2 separate regions of the Homo sapiens genome follow, and region 1 is linked to region 2. A link is a loop called in an ENCODE intact Hi-C map of the cell type or tissue named here. Cell type or tissue: gastrocnemius medialis. All regions are shown on one strand. Each heading gives the region's core, and the rest is flanking DNA. Links, peaks and the distances in the headings are about the cores only.

Evidence for each region. Hi-C counts contacts between places; a loop is a spot of excess contacts. Peaks named below come from ENCODE experiments on the same cell type or tissue, not always from the same donor. Only the 100,000 strongest peaks of a DNase experiment are listed, where the experiment ranks them.
Region 1: it touches region 2 in a loop (5-fold over the local background); 2 of 110 quality-filtered maps call a loop at or near these places.

The regions. Positions count from the first base shown.
Region 1 is chr19:16,694,295-16,704,652 of GRCh38, forward strand. No RefSeq gene overlaps it. Among named protein-coding and RNA genes, the nearest start is that of NWD1, 20 kb to the right of the region's middle. In gastrocnemius medialis, for the core only: no CTCF peak of the experiment used is centred there; a DNase peak (open chromatin) is centred at 4,897; H3K27ac peaks cover 2,713 bases.
Region 2 is chr19:16,600,929-16,611,286 of GRCh38, forward strand. The region is part of intron 1 of MED26 (mediator complex subunit 26); the gene reads right to left. Among named protein-coding and RNA genes, the nearest start is that of MED26, 22 kb to the right of the region's middle. RefSeq lists an enhancer at 5,007-5,804. In gastrocnemius medialis, for the core only: a CTCF peak has its summit at 4,702; DNase peaks (open chromatin) are centred at 4,703, 5,280 and 7,106; H3K27ac peaks cover 3,233 bases.

The DNA of each region.
Region 1 (10,358 bases), core at 2,474-7,473, 94 kb after region 2:
CTCGAATGTATCCAGATTGGTGGGAAAAAGCCATACAAAAAAGAATGTGTAATATAGGCATCCATTTATCTGAAATCCTAGAAAAAGCAAACTATTGTAACAGAAAGCTGATCAGCATGTGGTTGGGGAAAGAAGGACAGGGTAGGGCAGGTGAGAGGAATTTTGCAGTGGCACCAGGAAACTCGGGTGATGGATCTGCTGATGGCTTTGATTGTGCTGGTTTCTTGGGTCTATACCCATGTCTGAATCTATTAAATTTTACTTTTGGGTTTTTGTTTTGTTTTGTTTTTTGAGATGGAGTCTTGCTCTGTCACCCAGGCTGGAGTGCAGTGGCACGATCTTGGCTCACTGCAACCTCTGCCTCCTGGGTTCAAGTGATTCTCCTGCCTCAGCCTCCTGAGTAGCTGGGATTACAGGTGCCCACCGCCATACCTGGCTAATTTTTGTATTTTTAGCAGAGACAGGGTTTCACCATGTTGGCCAAGCTTGTCTCAAACTCCTAACCTCAGGTGATCTGCCCGCCTCGGCTTCCCAAAGTGCTGGGATTACAGGCGTGGGCCACCGTGCCTGTGCCTGGTCTAAATTTTGCTTTGATTACTTAAGATTTAAAAAAAAATTAACTTTTTTCTTATTTATTTATTTAGAGAGACAGAGTCTCGCTCTGTCGCCCAGGCTGGAGGGCAGTGGTGCAATCTTGGCTCACTGTAACCTCTGCCTCCTGGGTTCAAGCAATTCTCCTGCCTCAACCTCCAGAGTAGCTGGGATTACAGGTGCCCACCACCACGCCTGGCTAATTTTTGTATTTTTAGTAGAGACGGTTTTGCCATATTGGCCCGGCTGGTCTCGAACTCCTTGCCTCAAATGACCCACCTGCCTCAGCCTCCCAAAGTGCTGGGATTACAGGCTTGAGCCACCACGCCGGCCTCTTTTTTATTTATTTTTAATTAATTATTTTTTACTTCTTTTTTTCCCACTCATTCAACCTAAGTACTTAAAAGTTTTCATTTTATATATGCATAGTTCATCTATCAGTTATGCCTCAGTAAAGCTATAAAAAAAGAAGCTTTCAATTATAAGGAAAAAAAGTCTGGGCATGGTGGCTCATGCCTGTAATCCCCGCACTTTGGGAGGCCGAGGCCAAAGGATCACTTGAGCTGAGGAGTTCATGACCAGCCTGGCCAACACAGTGAGACCCAGTCTCTGCAGAAAAAAAAAAAAAAAAAAATTAGCCAGTTGTGGTGATGTGAGCCTGTAATCCCAGCTACTCAGGAGGCAGAGGTGGGAGGATCGCTTGAGCCCAGGAGTTCGAGGCTGCAATGAGCTGAGATTGCACCACTGCACTCCAGCGTGGATGACAGAGTGAGACCCTGTCTCATAAATAAATGAATAGGCTGCAGTAACATACTCCAGACAGAGTCGCTTAAGCCACAGACATTTATTTTTCCCTAATTCTTGAGGGTGGAAGTTTGACATCAAGGTGTCAGTTGGTTTTGTTTCTCAAGGCCTCTCTGCTTGGGTGGCAGACGGCCGCCTTCTCTGTCCTCGTATAGTCTTCCCTCTTCGTATGTCTGTATCCTAGTCTCCTCTGCCTACGAGGACACCAGTGAATTAGATCAGGGCCCACCTATAGACTTTTTTTAAAACTTAATTATCTTTTTTTTTTTTTTTGAGATGGAGTCTGGCTTTGTGGCCTAGGCTGGCGTGCAGTGGCGCCATCTCGGCTCACTGCAACCTCCACTTCCCGGGTTCAAGTGATTCTCATGCCTCAGCCTCCCGAGTAGCTGGGATTACAGGCACGTGCCACCATGCCTGGCTAATTTTTGTATTTTTAGTAGAGATGGAGTTTCACCACGTTGGCCAGGCTGGTCTTAAACTCTTGATCTCAAGTGATCCACCCACCTCAGCCTCCCAAAGTGCTGGGATTACAGGCATGTGAGCCACCCTGCTTGACTGACTATTTTAACTTAATTGTCTCTTTAAAGACCTTATCTCAATCAGTTTGGTGCTAAAAAAATTTAAAAAAAAAAGACCTTATCTCCTGTTTTAGTCCTTTCAGTGTGCTACAACAAAATACTATAAACTGGTGGCTTGTAAACAACAGAAATTTATTTTTCATGGTTCTGGAGGCTGGGAAGTTCAAGATCAAAATGCTGGCAGATTCACTGTCTGGTAAGGGCTGGCTATCTGGTTCACAGATGGTGTCTTCTTTTGGTGTCCCCACATGGTAGAAAGATCAAGGAGTTTCTTGGGGGCCTCTTGTGGAAGGGCACTAATCCCATTATGAGGGCCACATCCTCATGACCTAATCACCTCCCAAGGGCCGCACCTCCTAATACCATCACCTTGGGGCTAATTTTGGACTCAGGTGATCTTCCTACCTTGGTCTCCCAAAACAAAGGGATGTGAGTCTCTGTGTCCAGCGTCCTTTAAGGATGGATTAAATTAAAGTAACTGACAATGCCTGGTGCAGGTAAAGATTTGGGGGCAGCTGGAGCTCGCACACTGCTGGTGGGAGACAATTGGACAGTTTCTTTTAAATTTATTTATTTATGTATTTATTTGAGATAGGGTATCACTCTGTCATCCAGGCTGGAGTCCAGTGGTGCAGTCATAGGTCACTTCAGCCTCGACCTCCTGGGCTCATGTGATCCTCCCGCCTCAGCCGCTTGAGTAGCTGGGACTACAGGCACACATCACCACATCCAGATAATTTTTGTATTTTTTATATAGATGATGTCTCGCCCTGTTGCCCAGGCTGGTCTGAAACTCCTGGGCTCAAGTGATCCTCCTGCCTCAGCCTCCCAAAGTGCTGAGATTACAGGTGTGAGCCACCTTGCCCAGACTGATAGTTTCTTATTAAATTAAACATCACTTACCCTATAAACACAACAATCCCTGATAGTTTCTTATTAAATTAAACATCACTTACCCTATAAACACAACAGTCCCATTGTGGTGAAACAAAAATTCACCTATTTTTTTTTTTTTTGGTAATCACCAAAAACTGGGAACATCCCAAATGTCCATCAGTTGGTAAGCGGATGAGCCACCTGGTTTATGCATGTGATGGAACATTACACAGCAATGAAAAGGAGTGACCTTCTACAGCAGTGTGGTTGAATCTCAAATGCATTTGCTAAATGAAAGAATCCAGACCCAAGAGACTGTGTGCTCCCATTGGCGGGACATTTTATCTTTAGAGATGGGGTATTGCTTTGTCACCCAGGCTGGAGTGCAGTGGCAGGAACATGGATCATTACAGCCTCAAATTCCCAGGCTCAAGGGATCCTCCCGCCTCACCCTCCTGAGTGGCAGGGATTGCAGGTGCGTGCCACATACTCGGCTGTAGGTCATTTTAGAAATACAAAATTTTGGGCTAGGTGCAGTGGCTCACACCTGTAATCCCAGCACTTTGGGAGGCCGAGGTGGGTGGATCATTTGAGGTCAGGAGTTTGAGACCAGCCTGAAACCCTGCCTCTACTAAAAATACAAAAATTAGCTGGGGGTGGCAGGTGCCTGTAGTCCCAGCTACTCAGGAGGCTGAGGCAGGAGAATTGCTTGAACCCAGGAGGCAGAGGTTGCAGTGAGCTGAGATCGTGCACCACTGCACTCCAGCCTGGGTGACAGAGCGAGACTCCGTCTCAAAAAAAAAAAAAAGAAAAGAAAAGGAAAGACAAAATTTTAAGTATAGAAAACAGATCAGTGGCTGCCAGGAGTTGAGATGGAAGGAGAGATTATCCACAAGAGAGACAGAGGAATTTTGGGAGGGAAGGGACTGTTCTGCATTTTTAACGTGGCAGTAGTTACACAACTGTATATGTTTGTATAAACTTGCAGAATTCGCCCGGCAGCGTAGCCCTTTTGGGAGGCTGAGGTGGGAGGATCACCTGAGGCCAGGACTTTGAGACTAGCCTGGGTATCATGGTGAAACCCCATTTCTGCAAAAAATACAAAAATTAGCCGGGCATGGTGGCATGTGCCTGTAGTCCTAGCTACTCAGGAGGCTGATGTGGGAGAATCACTTGAGCCTGGGAGGCAGAGGTTGCAGTGAGCCGAAATTGCACCACTGCACTGCAGCCTGGGCAACAGAGCCAGACCTGTCTCAAAACAACAAACAAAAAAACAAACAACAAACAAAACAAAAAACCCACAAAGAAACACTACAAAAAAAACCTTGCAGAATTTTGTGGCTAAATTCTACCTTAATCTAAAAAGAAAAGGAAAAAGAGAGCAGCCTTTGGGGTTTCCCAAATCTGTTCAAATCCTGTCTTTGTTTTTTTTTTTTTTTTTTTTTTTGACAGATTCTCACTCTGTTGCCCAAGCTGGAGTGCAGTGGTGCCATCTTGGCTCACTGCAACCTCCGCCTCTCGGGTTCAAGTGATTCTCCTGCCACAGCATCCCGTGTAGCTGGGATTGCAGGCAAGAGCCACCATGCCTGGCTAATTTTTGTATTTTTAGTAGAGTCAGGGTTTCAACATGTTGGCCAGGGTGGTCTTGAACTTCTGACCTCAAGTGATCCTACCCGCCTCGGTCTCCCAAAGTGCTGGGATTACAGGTGTTAGCCACCATGCCTGGCCAAACCCTGGCTTTTAATCTCCGAGATACGTAGCTTGGGCAAGTAACTCCCCTTCTCTGAGCCTCAATTTCCTCTTAGGATGGCTAGGAGGAGTGACTGGAAAGTCCTTGGCACAAAGTGAGGTCTGGAGTTGGGACAAAAGCTGCCTCTGTCAAAGTGCTCACAGAACCCCTGGTCGGGTTCATTTAGCATCTGGTGGGTGTTGGAGATAAGTCGGCTCCCTGCCTTCTGGCACTAATGTTCTGAGATCTCATTTTCCAAGAGAACAGATTGTACCAAAATAGCCTCCCAGCCTAGTCTGCGAAGGGGGTGTGCAAGCCACTGGCCAGGTGGAGAATGATTGGCGGGGCAGGCTGGGGCTGTTGTCCCAGTGTGGGTGTGAGAACTTGGAGGATCGGCTCTCAAAGTCCAGGCTAATTTGGCTGCAAGTTACACTCAGTAACTTCCTTGGTCTTGGAATGAGAGAAAGTTTCTTTTTATCCTTTTTAAAAAAAATTGTGGTAAAATACACAACATAAAACTTATCATCTTTTTTTTGTTTGTTTGAGACAGGGTCTTGCTCTATTGCCCAGGCTGAAGTGCAGTGGCACAATCACAGCTCACTGCAGCCTTGACCTCCTGGGCTCAATCCATCCTCCCACCTCAGCCTCCCAAGTAGCTGGGACTACAGGTGTGCACCACCATGCCTGGCTAATTTTTTTGTATTTTTAGTAGACACCGGGTTTCACCATGTTGCCCAGGCTGGTCTCAAGCTCCTGAGCTCAAGCAATCCACCCACCTTGGCTTCTCAAAGTGCTGGGATTACAGGCATGAGCCACCACACATGTCCTAAATTTCTTAGCCACATTTGAGTGTATACTTCAGGGGCATTAAGTATATTCACATTGGCTAGGCATGGTGGCCCATGCCTGTAATCCCAGCACTTTGGGAGGCCAAGGCGGGTGGATCACTTGAGGTCAGGAGTTCAAGACCAGCCTGGCCAATATGGTGAAACCCCATCTCTACTAAAAATACAAAAATTAGCTGGGCGCAGTGGCACGCACTTGTAATCTCAGCTACTCAGGAGGCTGAGGCAGGAGAATCACTTAAACCCAGGAGGCGGAGTTTGCAGTGAGCCCAGACTGTGCCATTGTACTCCAGCCTGGGCAACAGAGCGAGACTCCATCTAAAAAAAAAAAAGTATATTCACATTGTTGTGCAACCACCACCATTACCCAGCTCCAGAAATCTTTTCATCCTGCAAAGGTACCCATTAAACACTCACTCCCCACTTCCCTCTTCCAGCCCTTGGCAGCACCATTGTACTTTGTCTCTCTGAATTTGATGACTCTAGGAACCTCATATAGGTACAATCATACAATACAGGTGCTCTCCGATTTACAAATTACAATTTTCTTGAGTTTACAATGTTTCAAAAGAGGCCAGGTGCAGTGGCTCACGCCTGTAATCCCAGCACTTCGGGAGGCCGAGGCGGGTGGATCACCTGAGGTCAGGAGTTTGAGACCAGCCTGGCCAACATGGTGAAACCCTGTCTCTGCTAAAAATACAAAAAAAATTAGCCAGGCATGGTGGTGGGCGCCTGTAATCCCAGGACTTTGGGAGGCCGAGGTGGGCGGATCACCTGAGGTCAGGAGTTTGAGACCAGCCTGGCCAACATGGTGAAACCTGGTCTCTACTAAAAATACAAAAAAATTTGCCAGACGTGGTGGGCACCTGTAATCCCAGCTACTTGGAAGGCTGAGGCAGGAGAATCACTTGAACTGGGGAGGTGGAGGTTGCAGTGAGCCGAGACTGTGCCATTGCACTCTAGCCTGGACGACAGAGCAAGACTCTGAGACTCTGTCTCAAAATAAATAAATAAATAAAATAAAAATAAAAATAAACAAAAAATAAATGTTTCGAAAGAGATTCACATTCAGTAGAAACCATGCTTCAAGTACCCACACCACCATTCTATTTTACTTTCAGGACAGTATTTAATAAATTACATGAGCTATTCAACACTTTATTACAAAATGGGCTTTGCGTTAGTTGATTTTGCCCAAGTGTAGGTTAATGTAAGTTTTCTGACCATGTTTAAGGACAACTAGGTGAAGCTATGATGTTCAGTAGGTTAGGTGTATGGAAATGCCTTTTTTTTTTTTTTTTTTTTTGGAGACAGGTTCTTGCTCTGTCGCCCACGCTGGAGTGGTGCAGTGGTGCGATCTTGGATCACTGCAACCTCTGTCTCCTGGGCTCAGGTGATCCTTCCACTCAGACTCCTGAGTAGCTGGGATTACAGGTGAGCACCACCACGCTGGCTAATTTTTTGTATTTTTAGTAGAGATGGGGTTTCATCATGTTGCCCAGGCTGACCTCGAATTTCTGGATTCAAGTGATCCTCCTGCCTCGGCCTCCCAAACTGTTGGGATTACAGGTGTGAGCCACTGTGGTGCAATTATCCCACACTACAGCTTCAAACTCCTAAGTTCAATTGATCCTCCTGCCTCAGCCTCCCAAGTAGCTGGGACTACAGGTGTACACCACCACACCTGGCTAATTTTTAAATGTTTTGTAGAGATGAGGTCTTGCTATGTTGCCCAGGCTGGTCTTGAACTCCTGGCCTCAAGTGATGCTCCCACTTTGGCCTCCTAAAATGCTGGGATTACAGGTGTGAGCCACCATGCCCAGCCATAAGCAGGTATTTTACATATAATAGATCGTCAAGGTGGTTTGTTACCCTCATTTTGTGGAAAATAAATGAGGCTGGGTGCTAAGGTGAGTGGAGGTCAGTCACCTCTTACTGACAGTGGGTCAGAATTGAAATCCAGTCTTGGTGCAGTAGCTCACGCCTGTAATCCCAGCACTGTGGGAGGCCAAGGCAGGCAGATCACCTAAGTTCAGGAGTTCGAGACCAGCCTGGCCAACATGGCGAAACCCCGTCTCTACTAAAATACAAAAAATCACCCAGACAAGGTGGCACATGCCTGTAATCCCAGCTCCTCGGGAGGCTGAAGCAGGAGAATTGCTTGAGCCTGGGAGGCAGAGGTTGCAATGAGCCGAGATCACGCCACAGCACTCCAGCTTGGGTGACAGAATGAGTGAAACTCCATCTCAAAAAAAAAAAAAAAAAAAAAAAAGAATTGAAATCCAGGCCCATCTCATTCTAAAGCTATGCTTTTTCTTGCACATTTCACTTCTCTGATTCTCTTTAGGAATATGTAAGATACATGCATGGAACAATTCAGCATTATCCTTGACACTGAGCAGGCATCAGCAAATAATACCTAGAGCAGGCATTAGCAAAGGCAAGTTCTTATCCTGCTCTCCTGGTTCCTAGATCATCATCCCTGGTGACCACAGACGTGGGTGGTTATGACTGCGTTTACACTGTGCTTTCCTGTTAGCGCCTGCCTGAAGGCATGTAGGAAAACTCCCAGCTCAATTAGTGGAGGAAATTGAGGCCATTGAAGCCAGCTGAGAGGTGAAAGTGACTGCACAAAGACAGATGTTGGCAGGCCTGAGTGTGAGCTCTGGTTTTGCAACTAACTTGCGTGTGACCTTTGGTGAACCCTTCTTGGCTGATTGAAAATGTTGAACTAGGCCGGCCCGGTGGCTCCCAAAGTCCTGTAATTCCAGCACTTTGGGAGGCCTAGGTGGGCAGATCACTTGAGGTCAGGAGTTCAAGACCAGCCTGGCCAACATGGCAAAACCTCATCTCTACTAAGTACAAAAATTAGCCAGGTGTGGTGGTGGGCACCTGTAATCCCAGCTACTCGGGAGGCTGAGGCAGGAGAATTGCTTGAACCCAGGAGGCGGAGGTTGCAGTGAGCCGAGATCACACCACTGCACTTCAGCCTGGGCAACACAGCGAGACTCTGCCTCAGTTGAAAAAAAAAAAAAGAAAGAAAAATGTTGAACCAGGCAGGTCAAGAGTGTGTAAACCATGGCCCAAGGGCCAAATCTGGCCCCTACTTGTGTTTGTAAATAAAATTTTCTTGGCACGCAGCCATGCTCATTTGTTTACTTATCGCCTATAGAGATTTATTATTATTATTATTATTTTCTTTTTTGAGACGGAGTTTCGCTCTTGTTGCCCAGGCTGGAGTACAGTGGTGTGATCTAGGCTCACTATAACCTCCGCCTCCCAGGTTCAAGTGGTTCTTTTGCCTCAGCCTCCCAAGTAGCTGGGGTTACGGGCACCTGCCACCACGCCCGGCTAATTTTTGTAGTTTTAGTAGAGACGGGGTTTCACCATGTTGACCAGGCTGGTCTCAAACTCCTGACCTCAGGTGATCTGCCCGCCTCGGCATCCCAAAGTGCTGGGATTACAGGCCTGAGCCACTGTGCCTGGTACCTATAGTGGATCTTGTGCTACAACAGCAGAGTTGAGTGATTTCAACAGACCACCTTACCTGCACAGCTGAAAATATTCACTCTCTGGCCCTTTGCAGAAAATGTTGGCCAACCCCTGGACTGGATGATGCTGAAGATCCCTTCTAACTCTAAATATCTGAATTCATAGAGGAAGTGAACATTGCAATTAACTAGGCAAAAACCAAGAGAAATTTATCAAACTCTGAGCTGCACAAATGAGTATCTCACCATCCCGCAAATGTCCATGTTTCCTCAACAGAAACTGACCATGGGGCTGGGTGTGGTAGCTCATGCCTGTAATCCCAGCACTTTGTGAGGCAGAGGAAGGAGGATCACTTGAGGCCAGGAGTTCGGACCAGCCTGGCCAACATGGCGAAACCCCATCTCTATTAAAAATACAAAAATTAGCCAGGCATGGTGGCACGTGCCTGTAATCCCAGCTACTCGAGAGGCAGAGGCACAAGAATTGCTTGAACCTGGGAGGCAGAGGTCACAGTGAGCTGAGATCGTGCCACTGCACTCCAGCCTGAGTGAGACAGTGAGACTCTGTCTCAAAACAAACAAAAACAAAACAAAACAAAAACAACAACAACATTGGTCTGAGGCCAGGCATGGTGGCTCACGCCTATAATCCCAACATTTAGGGAGGATAAGGTGGGTGGATTGCTTGAGCCCCGGAGTTTTTGAGACCAACCTGGGCAATGTAGCAAGACCCCATCTTTACAAATATGAACAAAAATTAGTCTGGCATGCTGGCGTGTGTCTGTGGTCCCAGCTAACTTGGGAGGCTGAGGTGGGAGGGTCTCTTGAGCCTGGGAGGCAGAGGTTGCAGTGACCTGAGATTATGCCACTGCACTCCAGCTTTGGTGTCAACGTGAGACCTTGTTTCAAAAGAAAAAAAAAAGTCTTTGGTCTGTCTTACACTGGGAATGGTTCTACTCATTCATGCCTATAACATGCATTGATCATTTGGAAAATATTAGTTCAATGAGTGATGCAGATGTTGTCCCATTACATTATTTTGTATCAAAAAAGTCCTCTTCATTAATATCACTATTCATCTCATCAGAAAAGTGTGCAGCCGTGCAATCATAGCTCACTGCAGCCTTGACCTCCTGGGCTCAAATGATCCTCCCACCTCAGCCTCCTTGGTAGCTGGGACTGTAGGCGCACATGCCAGCACGCCGGGATAATTTTTTTAAAAAACTTTTTATAGAGACAGGGTTTCACTTTGTTGCCCAGGCTGGTCTCAAACTCCTGACCTCAAGTGATCTTCTCGCCTCAGCTTCCCAAGTAGCTGGGGTTACAGGCTTAGAAAAGTCTTTAAATGTCAAGAAGCTGCCAAACTCACAGTGGTGGCTACACATTTTCCAAAATTCTGATTTCTCCTTAAAAGCTTGAATTTTATTGTGGGCAACAAAACCTG
Region 2 (10,358 bases), core at 2,155-7,154:
ACAAAAAACACAAAAATTAGCCAGGTGTGGTGGCGCACGCCTGTAGACACAGCTACTGGGGAGGCTGAGGCACGAAAATTGAACCCAGGAGGTTGAGGCAGCAGTGAGCTGAGACTGTGCTACTGCACTCCAGCCCTTTTACAAGCAGCTAAGGCACAGAGAGGTCAGCTAATCTACCTGAGGTCACACAGCTGGGTCTGGGGCCCAGGCAGCCTGGTTACAAACACTGACTTTTTTTTTTTTTTTGAGACAGAGTTTCACTCGTTTCCCAGGCTGGAATGCAATGGCATGAACTCGGCTCACCACAACCTCTGCTTCCTGGATTCAAGCGATTCTCCTGCCTCAGCCTCCCGAGTAGCTGGGATTACAGGCATGCGCCACCACGCCCAGCTAATTTTGTATTTTTAGTAGAGACAGGGTTTCTCCATGTTGGTCAGGCTGGTCTCAAACTCCCAACCTCACGTTATCTGTCCACCTCGGCCTCCCAAAGTGTTGGGATTACAGGTGTGTGCCACCGCGCCCGGCCTAAGTACTGGCTCTTTTACCACACTCTCAGCTGCCACTCACAGCAACACACAGATAAAGCACGCCTGTGGCCTTGAAGGTGCTCCTGGCCTGGCAGGCGAGCAGACATGTGATGAGAGAGCTTCTAAGTGTGTAGCAGGCAGGGCTGTGACACTCAGGATGCTCTGGGGCCCCTAGGAGGGTGACAGAGGGAGTCTGCGAGGACACCTGGAGAGTAAGCAGGAGTCCTCTGGACAAGCTGGGGAGGCAAGGACCCGGGAGCAGCACAAGTAAAGGGCTGGGCACACAGCAGCGCAGCATGCGCAGAGTGCCAGACAAGGTGGGGACACCTCCCGGCAGGCCACCCCGGGCCATGCTCAGCTCAGGGAGTGACAGGGTCAGACTGTCGTTTTAAATAGCTCATTCTGCTATGCAGAAGCAAACACACAGCTGAAGCAGGGAGACAGTTCTGTGGGCGCTGGCCAGCCTCAGGGAGCGACATGGTGAGGGGCAGGAAGGGACGTGGCTGTGGGAAGCAGCGGGGCTGAGAGAGGGAGGACTCAAGGCAGGCCGGGAAGCCCACCACTCGGCTGTGTGCCTGCAGGGGTGTCAGGGGATGGATGGCGGGATACCTGTAGCCAGACACCAGGGAGCCGCCGTCAGCCTGTCCTACTGACGTGCACCTGCTGGTTCATTCATTCCCTATGGAAAGTTCTGAGCACAGACTTTTGGCAGATCACGCTGTACCCATTCTGGGACACCAGTACATCACTGACCATGAGGGAAAAAATGGTGCCGACTGGAACACACAGCTTCTCCTCAAAGACACAGAAATGCGACTGAAATGGGCATTTCATTCCTTCTCACAGCAACCCTGAGCACTTGGAGGTAGGTCCAGGTGGAAGGTCTTCCTCACACCCTGCACACAGCCTGGAACCATAAGCCATCCCCACTACCCTCTCCCCTCAACTGTCATGAATGGGACCCTGAATGCCACACCCCTACCACCTTTCTAAACTTAACTCAGAAACAACCGCTACAGGCAATTCCACTTCTGGGTATGTACCCAAAAGAACCGAAAGCAGGGACGTGGACAGACATTTACACACCCATGTCCACAGCAGCATTATTTGCCATGGCTAAAACATGGTGGATACAACTCAAGTGTTCAGGAACAGATGAATGAATAAGCCAAGTGTGATATATCTGAACAACAGGACAGTATTTCAGCCTTAAAAAGGAAGGGAATCCTGACACATGCAACAACACAGATGAAGACTGAAGACATTATGCTGAGGGAAAGAAGCCAGTCGCATGAACACTGCACAATTCCACTCATACTCAGTAGACAAAATCAGAGAGGTGGAAAGTCGAACAGTACGTGCGCCCAGGGCTCGGGAAGGGGAGGGACGTGAGTGTTGAATGGGAACAGAGCTCGGTTTTGCAAGATGAAGAGTCCTGGAGACAGATGGTGATCATGACCACACAACCATGTGAGTGTGTAAGACCACTGAACTGTACAGTTAAAAACAGCTAAGATGGTTAAGTTTTATGGGATGTATATTTTACAATTAAAACAAAAACAAAAACAAAAACACCAGCGGGACCCTGGCAGAGCCCCTGCTGCCTAAGTTCCTAAGAGGTCCTCCTGCCAGGACCACTCTCCCTCAGGCATCTTTTAGGTGGCTCCTGGGCCCTCTGCTCCTCCTGCACAGGCCACTGAGGCAAACGGGAGTCTCATGTGCAAATAAATGGACAGGGCAGCCAAAGAAGAGAGGGGCTGGGCTTGGAACTGAGACCAGGAAAACCTCCTGAGGCTGTGGAGCAAGTTGTATTTCCAAGATAAGCATGAACATCGCTCCCTTGTGGGACTGTGGGAGGGATCAGATGGCCATGTGGGAGAACTTGCAAGGCCCATAGTCAAGTGCCAGCCAGCTGGAGGTGGGTCTCGATCTGTGCAATGGGAAGCATGGAAACCATCACCTCTAGGGCCACTGTTAAGCCATGAGTGCTCATGAGTGCTTGAGGGCTTTTTTTAAAAAAAAAATTCTTCCCTTCTTTTCTTCTTAACTTCCCACACTATGCTGATGTATCAAGGGCCTTTCTGAATGCTAATACCACATCTGCAGGAGCTATGGGAAGATCCTGGGGAAGGGACCTCAGCCCCTGAGCCGCAGTCTCCCCATCGGTCAATAGCAGGGCCCCAACACTGCCTATCTCGGTATGTGGGGGCCAGATGTAAACAGGTACTCTCCCCCAGGCTCACTCTGGCAGGCCTCTTGGAGCCCACACACCCAACCTCGGCTGTTCAAGTAAAGCAGTGGGGGACCAGGGGAGCTAGGGCATTAGGGAAGGGTCTCTGGCTCCGTAAGGCTCCAGGCAGTGGTGAGAGGACCCCGAGGTTGGAATGCACATCCTGTGAGTACAGGCTCTGGGCAGAGCCATGGAAGAGGTACCCATGGAAAGGTGCCTCTGCCTGCAAGGGGCACCCACAGAAGACTCCCCTCCATTATCTGCCACTGTGAAAACTACCACCCAGCACTTTCACTGCCTGGCAGACCTAAGCACAAGTAGAGGCTCCCCTGGGTGCACAGGGAGACATTCACATGAATATCTGCAAAACACCTTTTCATTAGCAAAACTCTGGAAGCCAGTTCCATGATCATGAAGCGGCTTCTAGCAGGGAATGCTATGCTGCAGTTAAAGGAGTGAGCTAGACCCATGTGTAACCAAGCACAGAAAGCTGGGACACACTGTGGAGGGAGGTGAGCTAGGTGTAGAGTGATTGCCCTGTGTGCCAGAACTGACTGAAAAGCCACATGCACAGTATGGCCCAGTGCTCTGGGCTGTGCCTGCACAGCACAGGAAAATGGACTCTACACTAGTGACATGGGTCCTCTCCAGAGGGATAGAAGAACTGCATCAGGGACAGGGGTCAAAGGAGGCCTTTAGCTGTAACTCAAACATTTTACTTTTTTAAAGGAAGACGTATTTATTGCTTGTGTACTGAAAAGTCAGTGAGAAAAAAGGGAAAAGAAACATATTAAGGAGAACGACTAAGCTCAGGAACGCCCAGGAGTGCAGGGCCATGCCTGGATGTGCAGGCTGAGGCTGGGTCCCAGGACGCTTCAAAGACCATGAGCCACCTAGATTCCATTCTGCATGGGGAAGGCTGGTTCTAAGGACTGTACACAAGGATATCAGAGACAATGGGTTGCAGAAGGCCACCTTAGGCCAGGTTTGCTGGGTGACACCTGTTACTCACTGTCATTCTTAATAGCACCTCATTCATCTGAAAAGTGTCCTGGTCTTGATAAGATGCACAGTCACCCTAGCTACAGGGGGCAGGGAATGGCTCACAGCGATTGCGCCACCCCTACCCCTGGGAGCCGGCTCATGGTGACACAAGCCCACACAACTAGGTTGGGGACCACAAAAATATGTGTCCGTCCCAAGCCTCTGTGAGCCTCATCTGTTCATATGGGTGCTGTTACCCCATTTTCCCACCACAGGTAAGAAAATCAGTACCTACCTGCAGTACTCGACAGCACCCACCAGCAGTGCCAATGTGGTGCCGGTGGCGGGGTGAACTGGGGATTGGTGGTAGCCCCTCAGTGGGGGGAGGGAGAACTTTTTAAGTTACGGAAATATTCTACACCTCAACTGGAGTAGTTACACAGGTATACGAATTTGTCAAAAATGCATCAAAATGTAGCGTAGAGCTAAATAAAAAGACAAATGTGAAAGCAAGACAGACATAACTGTTTAATGAGGGACTTCCACTGCCAAATGTACACCTGAAATAGGCACATTGTACTGTATGTAAATTAGACCTCACTAAAGGCAGTTTTTAAATTGTTGGAGGTAGAATCAGAAAGACAGCTGAGAGGAAAGTCCCTAAGTATGGTTTTTAATGCCTGGAGTTTGAGACACCAGTGTGGGCAGGACACACTGATGAGGCCAAAGGGGGTCCTCAGACTGAGATGAGAACTGAAGGCCATGAGTGACCAGGTGAATGAACAACGCCCATGGAAAGGGGAAATGGATAGAACACAGAGACAGTGGCAGCAGCACCTGGGGCCACCATCCACCTGAGGCAGGTAGGATTGGCCAGGCTGCCCCACTCACTGCACACACACAGTCAGAGAGAGCAGCAGGAAAGGGGACAGGCACAGGGCGCCCTGCCAGGAGCAGTGTTTCTGCACTGTCCCAGCCAGGCGGCACTAGAGGAAAGGAGAGGAGAGGCTCGGGTGAACAGGGTGGGAGACATGGCTTGGTGAAGGCATAGGGGAACAAGGAGGCAGGCGGGAGATGCTGGGCAAGGAGGGGACTGACAGGCAGACTCCATGGCACCGGGAGGAAGAGGCTTGAGCATTCATCCTGTAAATGGATGACCCTTGGAAATGAACAGCTGAGGCTGCATGGCACCCTGCCAGTCACAAAGTGCTTTTTCAAAGTTGTCTTCCTATCGAACTCCTGGTTACAAAGAGCCAAAGCTCTACATCACTGTGTGCGGATATTCGTGCATGGCAAATCTGTCATCCAGACAGGCCAGTTTTCCCCTTCTTCCTTCACTCAAAACTGAGGCCTGGCAAGGGATAGAGCATCGGATCACTACCACACCAGACAGCCAGACAGAGCCAAGCTGTAGCTCTACCTCGCCCTTAGCGGGTCATCTGGAATCCACACGCCTGGGCCCACGGCAGCAGGTGAGGTCAGGAGACAGGCCCTGTGGCCAGCAGGAGAGGCTGCGGTGACTCTTGAATCTCAGGAGACTGTATGGCCCCATAAATGAGGCCAGCACAGTCAGCACAAAGCAGCCTGAAGACACAATGGGGCCGGGTGCAGTGACTCACGCCTGTAATCCCAGCACTTTGGGAGGCTGAGGTGGGCGGATCACCTGAGGTCGGGAGTTCAAGACCAGCCTGGCCAACATAGTGAAACCCCCATCTCTACTAAAAATACAAAAATAAGCTGGGTGTGGTGGCGCATGCCTGTAATCCCAGCTACTCAAGAGGATGAGGCAGAATTGCTTGAACCCGGGAGGCAGAGGTTGCAGTGAGCCAAGATCATGCCAATGCACTCCAGCTTGGGTGACAGAGCGAGACTCCGTCTCAAAAAAAATAAAAATAAAATAAAAATAAAAACAAAAACAAAAGACACAATGAGGGAGGGTTTCCATTTTTTGGAGGGGAGCGGGGGATAAGCAAATGTGGCATTAGCCACGATGAAACCTAGAGAGATTTTTGATGGCTCAGTGATGAAGTCAGCAACAGTGACTGCCACCATCTGGGAGGGGAGTAGGCTGAGACAGGGCTGCTCGTTTCCCAGGGGAGGGGTGCCTGGCACACACCAAGAAGCAATGTTGGTGTCTGGCATCAGGAGCACTTTTGCAGGTTTGGTGGGAACCCAAACCCACCTGGGATGCACAATGCAACTGCTGCAGACACGAGAATTCATTCAGTCACCTTTTCACAGAAGGCTCTCCCTGTGTTGGTCAGTCTGGTCTCAAACTTCTGGGCTCAAATGATCCTCTTGTCTCAGACTCCCAAAGTGTCGGGATTACAAGTGTGAACCACTGTATCTGGTCTCAGCTGCTATTTATCTCCTGGAAAAATAAGAACGTTGGCCAGGCACGATGGCATACACCTGTAATCCCAGCTAAGCAGGCAACTGAGGTGGGAGGATCGCTTGATGCCAGGAGTTTAAGACCAGCCTGGGCAACATAGTGAGACCCTGTCTCTAAAAAATAAATAGATAATAAAAATAAAAATTTAAAAATTAAAAAGTTAGCCGGGTGTGGTGGCATATACCTGTAGTCCCAGCTACTCAGGATGCTGAAGTGGGAGGATCACTTGAGCCCAGAAATCCGAGGCTACAATGATCTATGGCTATGCCATTGCACTCATGCCTGGGTGACAGAGACTATCTCCTTTTGTGGGGAAAAAAAAAAAAAAAAAAAAGGAGCATGTCCATATTGTGTGCCTCGTGCCTTCTGAAGAGGAACTCAGGGAGCAGACAGAGGGCTCACACTCATGTTGGGGAAGGCAGGCAACAGACAAGACCATAGCCACACTAAAAGCCATGAAGAAAATAAACAGTGTGATTAATGTGAGTTGAAGGCTTCCCTCACAACCACTGGGCCAGATGAGGTGGTCACTTCAACCCCGGAGCCCTGAGAGAACCCGGGGAGGTAATACATCTGGAGCAAGAAGCAGTGCAAGCTTGTCCAACCCATGGCCCTCGGGCCACATGCAACCCAACACAAATTCGTAAACTTTCTTAAAACATTATGAGATTTTTTTTTAAGCTCATTGGCTATCATCAGTGTTAGTGTATTTTATGTGCAGCCCAAGACAATCCTTCTTCCAATGTGGCTCAGAGAAGCCAAAAGATTGGACACCCCGATCTAGAGCAAGTTGCATGATACCCTGCCTCCCCTTCAGGGCAGCTGGCTCCTCGTGAGCCAATGAGGGGTGCTAGACAGGGCCAATGGGAAACTACGATCACGAGAACTGTCCCAGCAGCCAGCTGCAAAGGCGCAGACACCATCTGGACAAGGAACCTGTCTGTGGCCTGAAGCCCGGCAAGCAGGCCAAGGGGCACCAGGGCCCTGGTGGGCAAGGCTCCAGGCCCAGGCCAGATCTCCGTCTGCACACGTTCCAATACATCTCCTCTTCTGGGGCCGCGAGCCTTCAGCATCCAAGCCAGGTAAGGGGCAGGGACTCTACCCAGGTGTGTGCTGGAGCCTGCTCACGCCAGCTTTACTGAGAGAGCAAGCCCGTGGTGACACTTTCAGGAATCAAAGGAGCCATTACTAACAATTACATTATATAAGCTTACAATAAGTTGTGATAAGAACAAAGGAGGAAGTTTTCAGTACTGTGTACTCAAAACTCATCACTTCCTACTTATTTTACCAAACTTAGTACTATCTAGGTTTCTGAGGTTATTCATGACTACTGTATGGGCATGGAGGACATGGTGTGCTACTGAGTCTCTTTCCCAACCTCACATTCAGTGATCTCATGTTAGTGGCTTGAAGCCAGCCATGGTGAGAGTATTTCCACCACAGAAATCAGTAAACACTATAAATCAGGGCTTGATTTTATGGGCTCCAAACTAGAAATCTGCAAACTCCTGGGCCATTCCATAACACTGTCTGTTTTTGTAAATGAAGATTTTACTTTTTTCATTTTACATGCTGTTTATTGAGGTAAAATTCACATTGACATAAATTAACCACATCAAGTTTTACTGGAACACAGTCACGCTCATTCACTCACATACTGTCTCTGGCTGCTTTTGTGCTACAAAGATAGCAGTACAACAGAAGCTCTACGGCCATATGGCCTGCAAAGATGAAAATATTTACTATCTGGCCCTTTACAAAAAGTTAGCCAACTCCTGGGGTTTAGACTTAAGAAAGTGATGGAGAAAATGTTAATAATGCAATTAAACTTAAAAAGCGTGTCATGCCTGAAGTCATTACATTGGGAACAGGACAATTGAGAAAATATTCTTATAGTACAGGTATTTGAAAACTATTATCTAATTCAGCAAAGACATCACTTGACTCATTAATACAAAGATATCGACCAGGCTGGTGCAGCGGCTCACACATGTGATCCCAGCACTTTGGGAGGCTGAGGCAGGTGGGTCACTTGAGGCCAGGAGTTCAAGACCAGCCTGGCCAAAATGCAGAAACCCTGTCTCTACTAAAAATACAAAAATTAGCCGGGTATGGTGGTGCACACCTATAGTCGCAGCTGCTTAGGGGGCAGCATGAGAATCACTTGAATCCGGGAGGTGGAGGTTGCAGCGAGCGGAGATTGCACCACCGGACTCCAGTCTGGGTGACAGAGCGAGACTCCGTCTCAAAAAAAAAAAAAAAAAAAAAAAAAAGAGAGAGAATAAGATATTAACCAAAGTCATGTCAAAACCAATCAGAAGCTGATACAAAAGCTCAGCAAAAATCAACGGAAGCAGCTGGTGAGAAGCAATTGGCTATATGGAACTGACAACAGTGTTGTATATTTCATTATTATTTGCAAATTATATGCCACCCATCCTTTATACTAGTAAAACTCATAAACTTACATGCATATTTACATATGTATATGTATGGATTTCTTTTCTTTTTCCTGAGAGCTGGTTGTCAAATTTTCACCAGCACACCACTGTCTATACCTTAGTATATGCCTTATGTAAATTAGAGCTTCATTATTTTGAAGTGCTTGAAATAGAGTCTGAATGAAACTAAAGTCCATTTGCATTATTGTATTTCAACATTACATATAAATGAAAAGATTAAAGAATCTGGATTTTTTAGAAATGCCAACTCATAAATTTTTCAATGTTTACTAAAAAAAATGCTTCCAAGTTTTATCACCTTCTTGTGCAAACAAAATTTCTCCACAACAATTATCAAAGTCAAGCAAAACAGAAACAAAAACAAAACCCACACCCTAACATATAAAAGTTATGTTCTTGGACACAAGCACTCTTTAAAAAAAAAAAAAAAAAAAAAAAAAGGCAATGTTATTTCAGTAATGTTATTCAAGCCGGGTGTGGTCGCTCACACATGTAACCCCAACCCTTTGGGATGCCAAGGCGGCCAGGAGTTCAAGACCAGCCTGGGCAACACAGCGAGACCGTCTCTATAAAAAATACAAAAATTAGTGAGGTGTGGTGGCTAGCACTTGTAGTTCCAGCTACTTGGGAGGCTGAGGCAGGAGGATCCCTTGAGCCCAGTAGCTCAAGGCTGTAGTGAGCTATGATTGCGCTATTGCACTCCAGCCTGGACAAGTAAAGTTTTTAGAGCAAGACTCTGTCTCTAAAAAATAATAATAATAAGCAAAACCTTGCCTCTAAAAATAATAATAATCATAATGTTATTCAACACAAGTTCAGTATTAACTATGCTCCCTAACACCCTGTATTTTATTTTCCTTATAATTTCTTTTTTTTTTTTTTCAAGACTGAGTTTTGCTCTTGTTGCCCAGGCTGGAGTGCAATGGTGTGATCTCGGCTCACCACAACCTCCGCCTCCCAGGTTCAAGCAATTCTCCTGCCTCAGCCTCCTGGTAGCTGGGATTACAAGCATTAGCCACCACGCCCAGCTCATTTTGTATTTTTAGTAGAGATGGGGTTTCCCCATGTTGGTCAGGCTGGTCTCAAACTCCCGAACTCAGGTGATCCGCCCGCCTCAGCCTCCCAAAGTGCTGGGATTACAGGTTACAGGCGTGAGCCACCATCCTTATAATTTCTATGGTAGAAACAGCACATGCACTTTCCCCTAGTCTCGCCTCCAAATTACCCATTGCACCCTGTGGATGCCACTGTTTCCTATGTGTGCCATGACATGGAAGGCTGAAAGCAGTGTGACAGCAGGAGGGCATGGGCTCTGTATAATGGGTGGCCAGGAGAGGCCTGAAGAAGTCCGACTGTCACAAGAACTGGATGAGGGAGAAGGTTCTCCCACAAGAATGAGGGCAAGGGTTCAAGTTAAGCTGAGAAAGGAAAGAAGGGCCCAAGGCCTGTAGCATGTGTAGATCATGACAATAAGGAATGTGGGCGTCTATTCTAAGGGTGATGGAAAACCACTGAAGGATGTGAAGTGACAGTGGTGTCATCTGCTTATCGGTATGGAAGGGACAGGACCAAGAGGGAAATGGCCAGGGTTGGACTCGAGATGGAGGGCAGAGGAGGGCTGGAGAACATGCATCCTGGCAGTAGCCCCCGGGCCTCACAGGTGGAGTAGGTGACTAAGGTGAGAGGAAGGCAGAGGCATGGACCACTCCAGGGTGTTTAGCAGAGCCATGGGGTGTGGCTTCACTGACTGTGTGGAGAAA